2 separate regions of the Mus musculus genome follow, and region 2 is linked to region 1. A link is a contact called in ENCODE Hi-C or POLR2A ChIA-PET data. All regions are on one chromosome and are shown on one strand. The core of a region is the stretch at or near the end of the contact, and the rest is flanking DNA. Distances in the headings are between cores, read along the strand shown. Region 1 overlaps Flnb (filamin, beta). Region 2 overlaps Flnb (filamin, beta).

Region 1 (5,788 bases), core at 2,026-4,525:
TGGCTTCCTATTTGCAAGCTCTGGGCCAGAGGCTCTTGCTTTGGTAAGGGCTGGTTGGGTCGGGTGTATTTTGCCAGTTCTTTGTGCTGCTTCCGAGTGACTAAAGGAAGTTCCTGTGCAGGCGATAGTGATCACGGCATGTATAGCCAGATCCCAGCCTGAGCAAGGTGCTGAGGGATGGCAGTGGATCTGGCACATCCCACAAACTCTTCAGTCGAGTTGGCCGAGTGTTTGAGTTGGCTGAGTGCTCTAGGGACTGAGCAGTTACAGTCTTTTTTCCCATGTTTAGCCTGTTGACTGTGCTCTGTATTTCCATAGGGGTTTGTGTGTGTATGTATGTGTGTGTGTCAGTGTGTGTTAGAGTGCTCACCAGACATGTACAGGACCATGGTTTCCATCCTTAGACCTTCAATACACACATATTAGGTGTCTTTAACAGAGGAAAACCGATGTTACTGGCCATTAAGTGCCACCGTACACCATGTTCTTCCATGAACAATCCAACATGATCTCTAACTGCAAGGATGTCTCTGTTCCCGTCTGGGGAGTAATAGCTTGCCACATAACCAACATAGGGAGGTTGTATCTAATGAGCAAGTACCTTCCATCTGCTTCTGGAGCCCGTGAATAAAGGCTGTTGTATGTGCTGTTTAGAGAGGAAAAGCCAATGCATAGACAACAGGACATTGAACCCATCAACTTCCCATTTCTACTTAAGGAGAAAGCTGTTCATGTTGGGCAAAGGATCTCTAGGAAGAATCTATGTCTTTCTAAGCCTCCTCCTGACCCCACTTGGAAGAGTAGTTTCTAGACTCTGTCAAGTGAAGAATATTAGCCATTACCATAATTTTTGTCCTTGTGGTTTTTAAAGGAGATCAGAAGTCATGTTAGCCATGGCATTTTCTGCTGAGGCTTGCTTTGTAGATGCCAGGAGCTTTGTCACAGCCACCTTTGGCTGAGAGCTTTTTGTTATCTTGTCCAGCTATTCACATGCAAGACAACAGCTATGCCCAGATCTTCAGAAATGTCTGGCCCGTGCTTTGGAGCTCAGACGGATATTTCAAGCACTGCATTTTCCAAGTAGACTTGAAAACGCATAGGATTCCCAGTCACTGGACCCTGGAGTGTGGCCGTGAGGTCAGGCTAGTGTTCAGCAGTCAGTCTTAATCCCCCCCTGCTCACAAAAGGCTAAAAGCCAGTACAGGAGCCCCACAGTGTGGAGTCACGGCTCTCCCATTGATGGTGCCCAGCGCTTGTGTGGTGAGGCTGGACAGTCATGGTGTTCCTTCCTGGCTGCTGTGCTTCCTCAGCAGGGCCCCTGGCATTAGCTGTTGGATGCTCTTTGTGTAAAGCAACCATTTTCTTGGCGGGTATGGGGGAGGCCCAAGATACCCTAATTTTCTTGTCTTTTGCAAAATATTAAAAGGTTGAACTGATGTCAAAACTCTGTTTGTAGCCTGCAACCCAAATGCCTGCAGAGCCAGCGGCCGAGGTCTGCAGCCCAAAGGTGTCCGGATCCGGGAGACTGCAGACTTTAAGGTGGACACCAAGGCTGCTGGAAGCGGAGAGCTTGGTGTAACTGTGAAGGGCCCTAGTAAGTATTTATCTCAAATAAACCTTAGTTAGTTCTTCAGCCATGATATATTTATTGGTCAGTCCTGATTGGTATCTCCTAGAGAGCTGTGACAGAGATTTGAGTCCTATCTATGCTCTTTAGAGATCAAGTTGTAGAGTTGTAACATGTGCCCTGGATATAGATTGGCAAGACCAGTGAGTGGTTTGACAGCCTTATATATTAATATATTCAGACCTCTGGGATAGGAAACAAAGCTGTAAGGAAGTTGGAAAAATACTGCTTTGAGGACAACATATCCCTCCCCCCACCACATCCCCCACCCCATTAATTGAAGAGACCTAGGTATAAAGTGGAAGACTCTTACAGACTCACATGGATTGGGGTTTTCTGACCTGGGATCCAAGCACAGTATTAAAAGCCAATGATTTCTCCAGTACCCTTTACATTTTATAGACTATGAAATTATATCAATTACTGTATTAGTATGATCGCTGCTTATAGGAGAATAAAATGTCCTAGAATGGTTTTCTTTGTAGGTGGTTGGCAGAGTTAAGTCTCTGCAGTACCTTGTTCCTCCTTCCTCCTTTGGGACGGAGACAGCAGGCATGAGGTCAGCATCTCCTGTCTCCCGTCTTCCCAGGAACAGAGAGGCAGCTCTGTAGTCGCACTTGGCGTTAGTTCTAAGTCTGTACAGGCTTGTGTTTCCTACGCCATGTTTCTCTCGTCCTCCGTATTAGTGTTAGTCTGCGTCCAGGAGTTCAAAGCTGTGTGAGCTCAAAGCTCAGAGCCTTGGGGAAGGATTTGCCCCAAGGGCAGCCAAGGTTCTACTGCCCAGACCTAGAGCCAAGTGCAAGTAGCTCTGCAGCTGTCCATCTATCCATTCACCCACCCACAGTCCACTACCCCTGCTCAGTTTGTTGCAACAGGAGCCAAAGAGGTGTTGTTTTCTGACCTCAGAGTCCTTCTTAACTCATAACATAAAACAGGTTTCTGCCTGATGGCTAGATCCAAAATTGTGGATAGAACCTAAAATCTGGCTTCTCCTAAATAGCTTATAAGAAAGAACTTTCTTCTTTCGCTGTCCTGCTTTAGCAGGAAACGATTCATAGGTGCTTAGTCCTTGACAAGTAATCACAAAGATGAGCTTTCTTCCAGTGTCTGTGGGGCAGTGGGGGTGGGGGGCAAAGGCAGCTGGGACTGTCGGAAAACACTGAGACACAGCAAACGACCCATCTGGTCTAAGAGCTCAGCCTCCACCAGCTGAGAGCTTTTGGAAGCCAGTTAGCTGGGAAGTCTTCCATTTCTCTGTCCTGGAGGCTGGGATGGCTCTGGTTTTAGTTTTGGAAACCGCTCCCAGCTTTTGAGGGAGATTTCACATTCAGAGTCTAGTTTTTGTACATTGCCTGTGTCTTGTGGGGAGTCTCCTTGTAAGCCAAGGATTATACTGCAAAAGCTGTGTGCTTGCTTGCTTTCCACAGAGGGCCTGGAGGAGCTGGTCAAACAAAAGGGCTTTCTGGATGGGGTCTACTCATTTGAGTACTACCCCAGCACACCAGGGAAATACAGCGTTGCAGTTACCTGGGGGGGGCACCACATTCCCAAGAGGTGAGTCCGGGTTGGAGATGGGCCTTGTCCAGAGGTGTGTTCAGCCTGTGACAGGCTCGCAGGAGGGAGCGCTCTGCCTCCCAGGCTGCCAGAGGGAAGAGAGATCTGCTTTGTTAGAAGCTTCCCCCCCATCCCCGCCTTTTCAGAACAGCACAGACACTTGGCTTATGCTCAAAAGCAGCAGAAAGTCACTGTGGTTTCAGCTGCCCTGCTTTAAATCAAATGCTGGTGGTTTGTGCCTGGTGGGAGGCAGGGAAACCAGAAAGAGCTGTAATAGAGAGCAAACGGGCTGTGTGTCTATACAGCCTTATATAAGCTAAGGCTCTCCTTTTCAATGAGTGCCTCTGTTCACAGATGCCGTGGGCACAGTCGGCTATGGCTTTTACATAAAAACCCATCTATGTGAATGCCTTCAGGGACAAGGGACCCCCGGCCACACCTGGGGCTATTGCAGTTTCCTTTTTGGACCCCTGTGCTCTGCCACTCTCCTGAGGGCAGTTTAAACTTTGAATACATTCTGTTTGTCTTGAGAAGTAATTGAGCTTTATAGTAGTCCTCCCTTGTCCATAAAGTTACCTTCTAAAACGATAAATATATGCCTGAAACCAACCCCAGGCAACGTCATGTGGCGTTTTCCCCCTCTAGACTTGCATACCCATGAGAAAGTTTAATTTATAAAATAGACACAATAAGAGACTGATAGCAATAGCAGCGAGGCAGCAGAATGGAAGTTACGTGACTGTGGTCTTAACGAACTATACCACATTGTGTGGGACTTCCCCTTCTTGTGGTGTTCGCTGACATAATGCGTATACAGTGAGATAAAGTGAAAAGAATATTGTAGGCATCATGGCCAAGCACTGGGCCACTATTAATCTCAAAATGATACATTGCAGACTGCATTTGAAACGTAAGAAAATAAAACCAAGGGTAAGGGGACCTCTTAAGTAGGGTTTTCAGTGTCTGCAGACTGCATTTGAAATGTAAGAAAATAAAACCAAGGGTAAGGGGACCTCTTAAGTAGGGTTTTCAGTGTCTAAGCACACTTATTAGAAACTTCCCTTGCCAAAGTTAAAGCATGTTTGATCACATATGAATGACATAAAGCCCATTCAAACTACTTCTCTTGTTATAGCATAGGTAGGAGGACGAAAAATGTGGACATTCTTATCTTTAAGGCTTCCACTCTAGAGGGCCCTGCCTACTAAAGGTCACTCACTAATGAGCAAACCAGAGCAAGTGTGTTGCTTGAGGGACAGCCCAGTTACTCCCAGCTCCCAAAGCAACCATATTACATTATATTGTTGACATAACAATGGCTGTGGGGGTGACCAGTGTGGGGGGAAAAAACTTGCCTAGAGCTTCAGCCTCTGTACAAAAGATCAGGCAAGTGGAAAGAGTTATGTTAAGAGTTCATGGTTATAGCAGTCCCTTCTATGATCCTCTTCTTTTCCTTCCTTCCGGCTAGCCCCTTTGAAGTTCAAGTTGGCCCTGAAGCAGGCATGCAGAAAGTCCGTGCATGGGGCCCTGGACTCCACGGCGGCATTGTTGGTCGGTCAGCAGATTTTGTGGTGGAATCCATTGGTTCTGAGGTTGGAACTCTGGGTAAGTAGAGGCAGCTGCCCAGCCACTTCTGCAAGGCTGAGTAACGAGGTGCCTAGTGTTCGAGCCTCACATGGCCTCCTGGCCGCCTGGCTAGCCAAAGCCTCCTCTGGAGGCTGTAGAGTTCTAGTTCTTATTTTCCTTCTTGCTTTCAGTTGTCCAATGCCTGTGACACTTGATTATTTATTCACCATTTCCTGGGAGTGGGGTGGTGGTATGCTAAACAGCACATACAATATCATAGACAAATATTGGTAACTAACCCTTAAATAGATGGCTTGGTACATCTTGCTCAAACTCGAAAAAGTAAATATATTATTTGGCACATAACTGAATATATTTTAAGTGGATATCTGATAAAACATGTGATCATAATGGATTAGAAGTCAGGCTTTTTCTGGACAAGGCCACATACCTGGTATTTTCACCTTGTGTGTGACATGATCTCTGTCACAATTATGTGACTCTACCATTGTGGCTTTGAAACAGTCATTAAATACGTCAGTGAGTGGGTATGCCTACATTCCTGTAAAACACTTTAGAGCCCTGGAGTTGGCCAATGAGCTATATTTTACTGACACCTATTTAGGTATAGCAACAAGTAAAAGAGGGAAAAATTAGAAATTATATATAATTTCCACCAGTAGAAAGATGAATCACTTTGGAATATACTTGTAGTTTAAGGAAGTAATTAACCTTTTAATCTTCTCTTAGGCCTTTTTCCTGTACACACTCATATCTTTATATCTTTATGCCCCAGATGAGTGGAGGTAACACCTTTATTTCCCATGGCTTCTGTGGGATTTTGTTATGTTTTAATCTATTCTTAGGCTTTCCAGTTATATACAAGATCTTGTTATATGAACAATGCTGGGTGCATAACCTCATTTAATTTATTCAGATAAAAGCTCAGAAATGGGTTTAGATAAACAAACACTGGGTTAAGCCTTTTGGCATATGTTGCTGTATATTCAATAGAAGGGTTTTTCTGGCCCTTCTGTACCC
Region 2 (6,493 bases), core at 3,992-6,491, 47 kb before region 1:
CCTACCCACCGAGCCAGCTCACTGGTCTGCCCTACCCACCGAGCCAGCTCACTGGTCTGTACCAAACTAAGATTGACTTTCTCAGCAGAATATGATTTTCCCCCTGTCCAGGGCTGGGGACTAAACCCAGGCCCTATGTATTCTGGGGAAGCTCTTATCACTTGCCTAAATGTCCAACCTTGAACAATTATTCTTAATGGATGGATGGGTTTTTAAGTTCTGTCTTTTCTTGCCTTTCATTATTTGCTTTGTGCTTTGCCCTTTGGAAAGGCCATGGTAACTCACAGTGGGACTCAGCACCTGGCATAGAGAAGTTTTTGTAGCTGGCTAACAGTGTGGTCCTTCAATACCAACTGACAGTGGAGTCAGCAACCATGCAGTCGCCGAGAGAAGAGAATCGTAAGTTTGAGGCTACATAATCAGACCTTGCCTCAAAAACAAGGATTATTTGTTTTTATCACTAAACAAGGATTATCAAAGTGGTTAAGTGGATGGTTATATATGGGGGTGGTTGGCTCTGGCTGGTTCTCAATTTTTGCTTTCCTTGATCAAGATATGATTGGTGAAAAAATAAATCATAGAACAGCCGTTTCATTCTCAATTTGTTTGCGACAGGGTATCTGGAGTTAGTCTTGATCTCACCCTGTCTGGAGGCGGACAGTGAACAGGATCCTGACCTTCTTGCTGTGCCCCCCTCCCTCCAAGTGCTAGGATCTCAGGCAAGCACCATAGCACACCCAATACAATGCCACTGGAACAGAGAAAAGAAAAAAGAAAAAACAAAACCTGTTTCTTTTGCTACTTGAGACTGAGCCCCAGGGCTCTCGTGCTCTAAGCAAGCTACCCCTGAGCTACATGCTCTGCCCAGTTTCATTTTTATTTTGAGTCAGGGGCTCAATAAATTGCCCAAACAACTTTTGAACTTGACAAGTTGCCTGGGCCTGAACTTGGTAAGGTCTTGAATTGGGAATCTTCCAGCCTCATCTTCTAAGTATGCAGGCGCCACAACACCTGGATCAGCAAATGCTACAGAAAAGTGGTGTCTTGGGTTTTCTTTTTTGTTTTGTTTTGGTTTTGGTTTTGTTTGCACCCCCCACCCCCTGTAGCTTGCATGTAGGGAAGGCCTGTTTCTAAAGGTGGGAAGTGATACCCAGTGTTATTATTAGTATTTCAGCATTAATCTGGGGGTAAACCAAGGCTCTCACTGTACACCTGACTTGCAGTCAGCCTGCTGGGGAACTGAAAATGCAGCGTGTGCTGCTTGCTTTCTTCCTGATGAATCCGGACGTGCTCTGCAGCACTCTGGGGAGGACATCTGTTGCTTTGTTGCCCTCTCTCCTTTCTATTTGCCAAGGATGGTATTATTATTGGTGGGTAGGTGCAAGTTTTATTCTTAATTGTTCAAGGCAAGTACCTGCTTCTGGTAAGGAGCTGTATTCTCGTAACCTGAAGAGGATCACAGAAGCAAGCCAGATCCCTGTGGTGGTGCAGAGACAATCCTGCCTCCTTCCCAACACACACAGACACAGACACACACACACACACACACACTCACACACACACAGGCACACATGCACACACACACACACACAGACAGGGAGAGGGAGAGACCACGTTCTTAGGCTCTTTTATAAGGTTAGCATCTTATGCACCCTGGTTCAAGCAGCAAAAGCAAACTGCCAGAAACTGGTACTCAGGAGGAGTGTACATAAATAGTTATCTTTCACTCCCACTGAGCCCGCCTCTGCCTAGCAAAGGATAGTTGTTTGCATTTTTCTCTCTGAACTTCTGGGCCCTTTTATTAAGTGTGTTGGGTGGGAGACTTCTAGACTATACCTGTAAGTCCTGATAGGAGCCAGTATCTTATCAGAACCTGATTGGTAGGGACTAAATGAGTTCTTTACAGAATGCTGCTGTTGTGTATGGGGGCACACCTGTAATCCCACTCTTTAGGAGGCTGAGGCGGGAGGGTTGTGAGTGCAAACCCAATCTGTGGAATGATGTTAGTCCTAACTTCACAAACGAGGAAACTGACTGAGGTGCCTCAGTTAAACGTGAGGCCGAGCCTTGCCCGGCAGCAGAGGTGGGAAGATAGCTTGAGTTCCAGACCCAGAACTTAAGCGTCTTGATGGACAGAAAACTTTTTTGCTTTCTGTATACTTTATGTGATTATAGCCAGCTCTCTGTTCTCATGTGTGAAGAGAAGGGATTTGCAGCAGTCAGTCACCAGGTGTATGCATCTGTTGCAGCCATCAAACCTGGTGTGCCAGGTTAGTCTGTATCCAACGGATATTAAGCAGGGCCCTCAGGCCATCTGATGTCGCAGGTCCTGGACCCAGATGGCTCCTTGCTCTAGTGAAGGACTTGATTTTCCTAAAGATCTGATTGTTCCGCCACTACCAGCAATGGGGTCTAAATTCCAAACTCAGTTTCCAAATAATAGGTAACATATCTACTCCTGTTGCATTGGTATCTTGGATACTTATCAGGTAAGGGCAGTTCACATAACTTGCCTTGGAGCGAAGTCACCCTGAGTGCAGCCTTGCAATCACCAGTAAACAATTACACAGATAGCTCTAGGTCATCCAGATATGCTTTTGAAATTCCGCAGGCTTACTTCACGTGTCTTCCCTGCCCTCCTTCTTGATTTTTCTTTGTGGACTTCCCTCTGGCGGCTTCCATCCTGTCTTCACTGTGGCCACCTGGGTGGTCCCAACCCCACCATATCAAATAGCCCCGGAAAGGTTCCCGGCCTTTTACACTCACTTGCAGGCTTCTGCCTCTGTCTGTTGTAGAGTTCTTGGGATTTTAGCATTCTTGAGATTCTTTCTGTGGGTGATTTGGGAAAACATTTCATTTCTTCAGTGTCCCACACGACCCTGTTCTACCCCTTGTCCTCACAGGAGCCTTAGATGACTGCCACTTTTCCCATGTCACTCAGCTGTGCCATTTGTGCTGTGTGGATTTCCTGTGCTCTAGAATGAAAAGGCCTTCTAGAAACCTGAGCACTGGAGCATCGCGGCCTGCTTTCCCAGGCTGCCCTGGAGACTTGGCCAAGCGATAACTCCGGTTATGGATTCTTATTAGGAGATGCTTTAACAGTCACTTTTAGGGACCTTGGCGTCTGTAGGTTCTTACCCTATTCTTGAGAGCCTATTCTGGAGAGGAGAGAGGAGAGGGAGAGAGAGAGAGAGAGAGAGAGAGAGAGAGAGAGAGAGAGAGAGAGAGAGAGAGAGGATTAAACCTTTTGCCTCAGGCATGCTGTGCTGCAAGCAATTCTACCATCAAACTCTTCTCTCCATTCCTCATCTTAACTCCCCCCCACCCCTCTGTCTCGCTCCGGCCTATTTATTGATTATATGTAAGTACACTGTAGCTATCTTCAGTCACCCCAGAAGAGGGCTGTGGTTCCTGGGATTGGAACTCATGACCTCTGGAAAAGCAGTCAGTGCTCTTAACTGCTAAGCCATCCCTCCAGCCCTCATCTTGACTTTTTGAAAGATAGATTCTCTATCATCCTCCTGGCTATCCTGGAACTTACTATGTAGACCGGCTGACTTCAAACTTAGAGAGCTACCTGCCTCTGCCTCCCAGGGGCTGGGCAGGTGCCACCACGCCCAGCTTCATCTTGCTATTTATTTTGAGGTAAGATTTCAACGTTGCCCAGGCTGACTTTGAGTTGTTAATTTATTGCTCTATAGCTCAGACAACCCTTCAGTAGCAACCCTTTTGCCTCAGCCTCCCAAATCGCTGGGATTTCAGGCCTGCACTAACAGGCCTGGCCATGCCCTGCTAATGGCTTTTATTCTGGGAAACCTGGCAGGGAGCAGGAAGCTGGGAGGAAGTTAACCATGGAGGCGCAAGTGTGAGTTGACAGTCATCCACCTGTCTAGACTTCAGGTCTTCAAGTACACCAGGAAGCAGTTGGAGAGTTTCACAGACCTTTGGGGGTGGGGGTGGGGCAGAGAGTGCTGCTTGTTTTGGGGTTTTTTGAGACAGAGTTTCTCTGTGTAGCCCTGGCTGCCCTGGAACTCCCTCTGGAGACCTGGCTGTCCCTGACTCCTGAGTGATGGGATAAAGGCATGCACCACCACTGCTTGGTCTTACTAAAGCATTGTTGGGTCATTCTAAGAAAACAAAAGCTTGCTGGAAGTGGCAGCGCATACCTTTGCTTTCAGCACTTGGGAGGCAGAGACAGTTGGATCTCTATGGGTTGAAGGCCAGCCTGGGCTACAAAATGAGTTCTAGGCCAGAGAGAGCTACGTAGTGGGACCCTGTTTCCAAAACAACAACAAAAAGAAAACCAAGCCTTAAACTAAAAATAAATAATAAAATTGGAAATTTAGTAGTTATCACTCTTTTGAACACAATTGAGAAAATCTTCTTAAAAATTTTTTGAGACTATTACTCTTGATACTTTGATATCATAGACTTAGTCCTCCCAAACCCAAGGCTCCCCCAACTCCAGCAGGGGCACATAAGCATTGCTGTGTATACTCCTGAGATAGACACCTTTCTCTAAACCAGTCCTTATGTGAAAGTGCTGTCACAAGTACCCACCTTTATGCTGGATATTAGATCCCTGTAAGGAACTTGGATTCACAAACCTGTACAGGGGCGGGGGGGCGGGGGGGTTAGGAGCACAAGATCAAAAGCAATTGAGGTTCCTGGTCCTGTCATTATCGTAGTGTCTGCCTCCCACCCCACCCCCACCCCCTTTCTCTCTGTGTGAATCTCTGTGGCATTGTATACACCCTGCCTTACCCACTCCTCTGGCTGTTCACATCTTGGTCCTACACTCATGCAGAAATCTCTAGGGAGAATCCAGTTCAGCTTATGTGAGGGAATCCACTCCAGTCAGCTGTGGACATGACACCACCATTAAACAAATTCGGGTTGGTGGAAAATCATCTTAAAGAAGTTGTCATGAAAATTAGATGGCTCCAGAGGGAAAGATGGGGTGATTTTTTTTTCTTTTCTTTCTTTTTTTTTGGTCTGGTTGAGGGCATTAAGTACTTTTTCAGTCCAAGATGTTAAAAATAAGCCATGTCCAGGGCCCGTCTCCAAGCTAGGAACATGTCACCCGAAGTTCCAATTGGCTTACGTGGCTGGCTCCTTCCTGCCTGGAAGCAGTGCCCAGATCAGCACCTTGGGAGCTCTTGGAGCTGCCTCTGCCCCAGTGTGGGGGCTCTTCCTTCCTGCAGTCTGCATCGCTGTCTGAGGCAGGATGGCTTCTCCTGGAAAACTGGATCGATGCATTTGCTCAAGGCCAAGGATCTCCCCAAACGCTAATCAGAGTAGATTACTTCCAGTGTGTTGCCTCTGGCTTTGCAGCAAGTTTGTCCAGCGTGGCTCCAGTGTCTAGCTTCGGCTGCTGCACATGATGCGAACGAGTTTGTGTGGATGAGCCAAGGAGAAGGGACGGTGTCCCTTGTGTGGATGAGCCAGGGAGAAGGGACGGTGTCCCTTAATCATCCTGGCCTCTGCTGGGCCTGACAGCCTCTGACTAACAACGTCATAGGTCAGTGACTAGCCTGCCTTCCACTTCCAGTGTTCACACATGGGGGTGGAGCCATCAGAGCATAAAATGTGTTAGGGAAAAGGTCCATAAAAATCATCACCGCCGTTAGTGTTAGGTGACCTTTTTGTGGTAGGTTTTGAACTGAGCTTCATGGCTGAGCAGAAGTGGAGACATGGGTCTGAAGTCCCAAGACCAAAGGGAAACAGCTCCGTGCTGTGGACTTGAAGCATGACCTTCAATAAACCCACTGAAGGTTTAATAGTTTTTCAAGTTTTCAGAAGTTTGGAAACTGAGCTGTTTAAAATAGAAGTCAAAGAATGAGACTTGGTTTTAATCGAAGGTCTTTGCAAACCTTGATGTGCTTTTTGATGCTGCCCCACCTTTACAGCGTCACTTAGCAGGACAACTCTGTTCCGTGTGGCGAGGATCTAGATCCCTGCTCTTAATCACTGGGCACTTAGCTTTTGCCTTAGTCCTACTTATAATCATAGTAAAAATCCTATAAGGAAGAAGACGGAGAATACACAGGATTTTCAAGCCTGCTTTACTGAGGTCCAATTCATATATGGAATGTGTAGGAGTAGTTAAATTTGAAATAAAGCTGGTGTGTGTGTGTATGTGTGTGTGTGTGTGTGTGTGTGTGTGTGTGTCACTCAATGATGGCATAAATAGCATATTTTCCTAACATGCGGGGACCTTGGTGTGACTTGTTGGCACTGCAGAAACAAGCCTATAAAGTTTTTGGATGCCTTTTTCCTCTGCCTGGTGAATATTTTCTTGGAATGCCAAGTGCCTGTGCATGGAGATGAAACCGGATTGCTTCCTTTCTGAAGCAGTGTTGCTTTCCTTAAGTGTTTGGACACCTGGGAGCAAAGTTGGCTCTTTGTCTTACTGCCAAGAAAATTAGTACATGTTAATTAACACAGTTGTTAAGCAGGTCGTTGGGAGGTCTTTCCTGGTATTTATTTTCTG

Evidence for each region. Hi-C counts contacts between places; a loop is a spot of excess contacts on that map. ChIA-PET counts read pairs that join two places held with the same protein, here RNA polymerase II (POLR2A).
Region 2: a map of left cerebral cortex shows a loop between it and region 1 (2.7-fold over the local background). The contact joins two enhancer-like sites. A Hi-C loop is called at or near these places in 7 of 37 maps with a recorded cell type or tissue (gastrocnemius, left cerebral cortex and mouse embryonic stem cell). POLR2A ChIA-PET finds 5 or more read pairs at or near these places in 4 of 5 experiments (Patski and embryonic stem cell).

What each region holds. Positions count from the first base shown.
Region 1 is chr14:7,886,081-7,891,868 of GRCm38, forward strand. Flnb (filamin, beta) reads left to right here. Exons shown (of 46, transcript NM_134080.1): 9 at 1,457-1,594; 10 at 3,055-3,181; 11 at 4,650-4,786. Among named protein-coding and RNA genes, the nearest start is that of Gm45521, 68 kb to the right of the region's middle. Within about 2 kb of position 3,276, at least 2 of the 3 ENCODE cell types and tissues checked have a DNase peak (open chromatin) inside an H3K27ac peak, as active enhancers do; they include gastrocnemius, where a contact is called at or near this core.
Region 2 is chr14:7,837,610-7,844,102 of GRCm38, forward strand. The region is part of intron 1 of Flnb (filamin, beta); the gene reads left to right. Among named protein-coding and RNA genes, the nearest start is that of Flnb, 23 kb to the left of the region's middle. Within about 2 kb of position 5,242, at least 2 of the 3 ENCODE cell types and tissues checked have a DNase peak (open chromatin) inside an H3K27ac peak, as active enhancers do; they include gastrocnemius, where a contact is called at or near this core.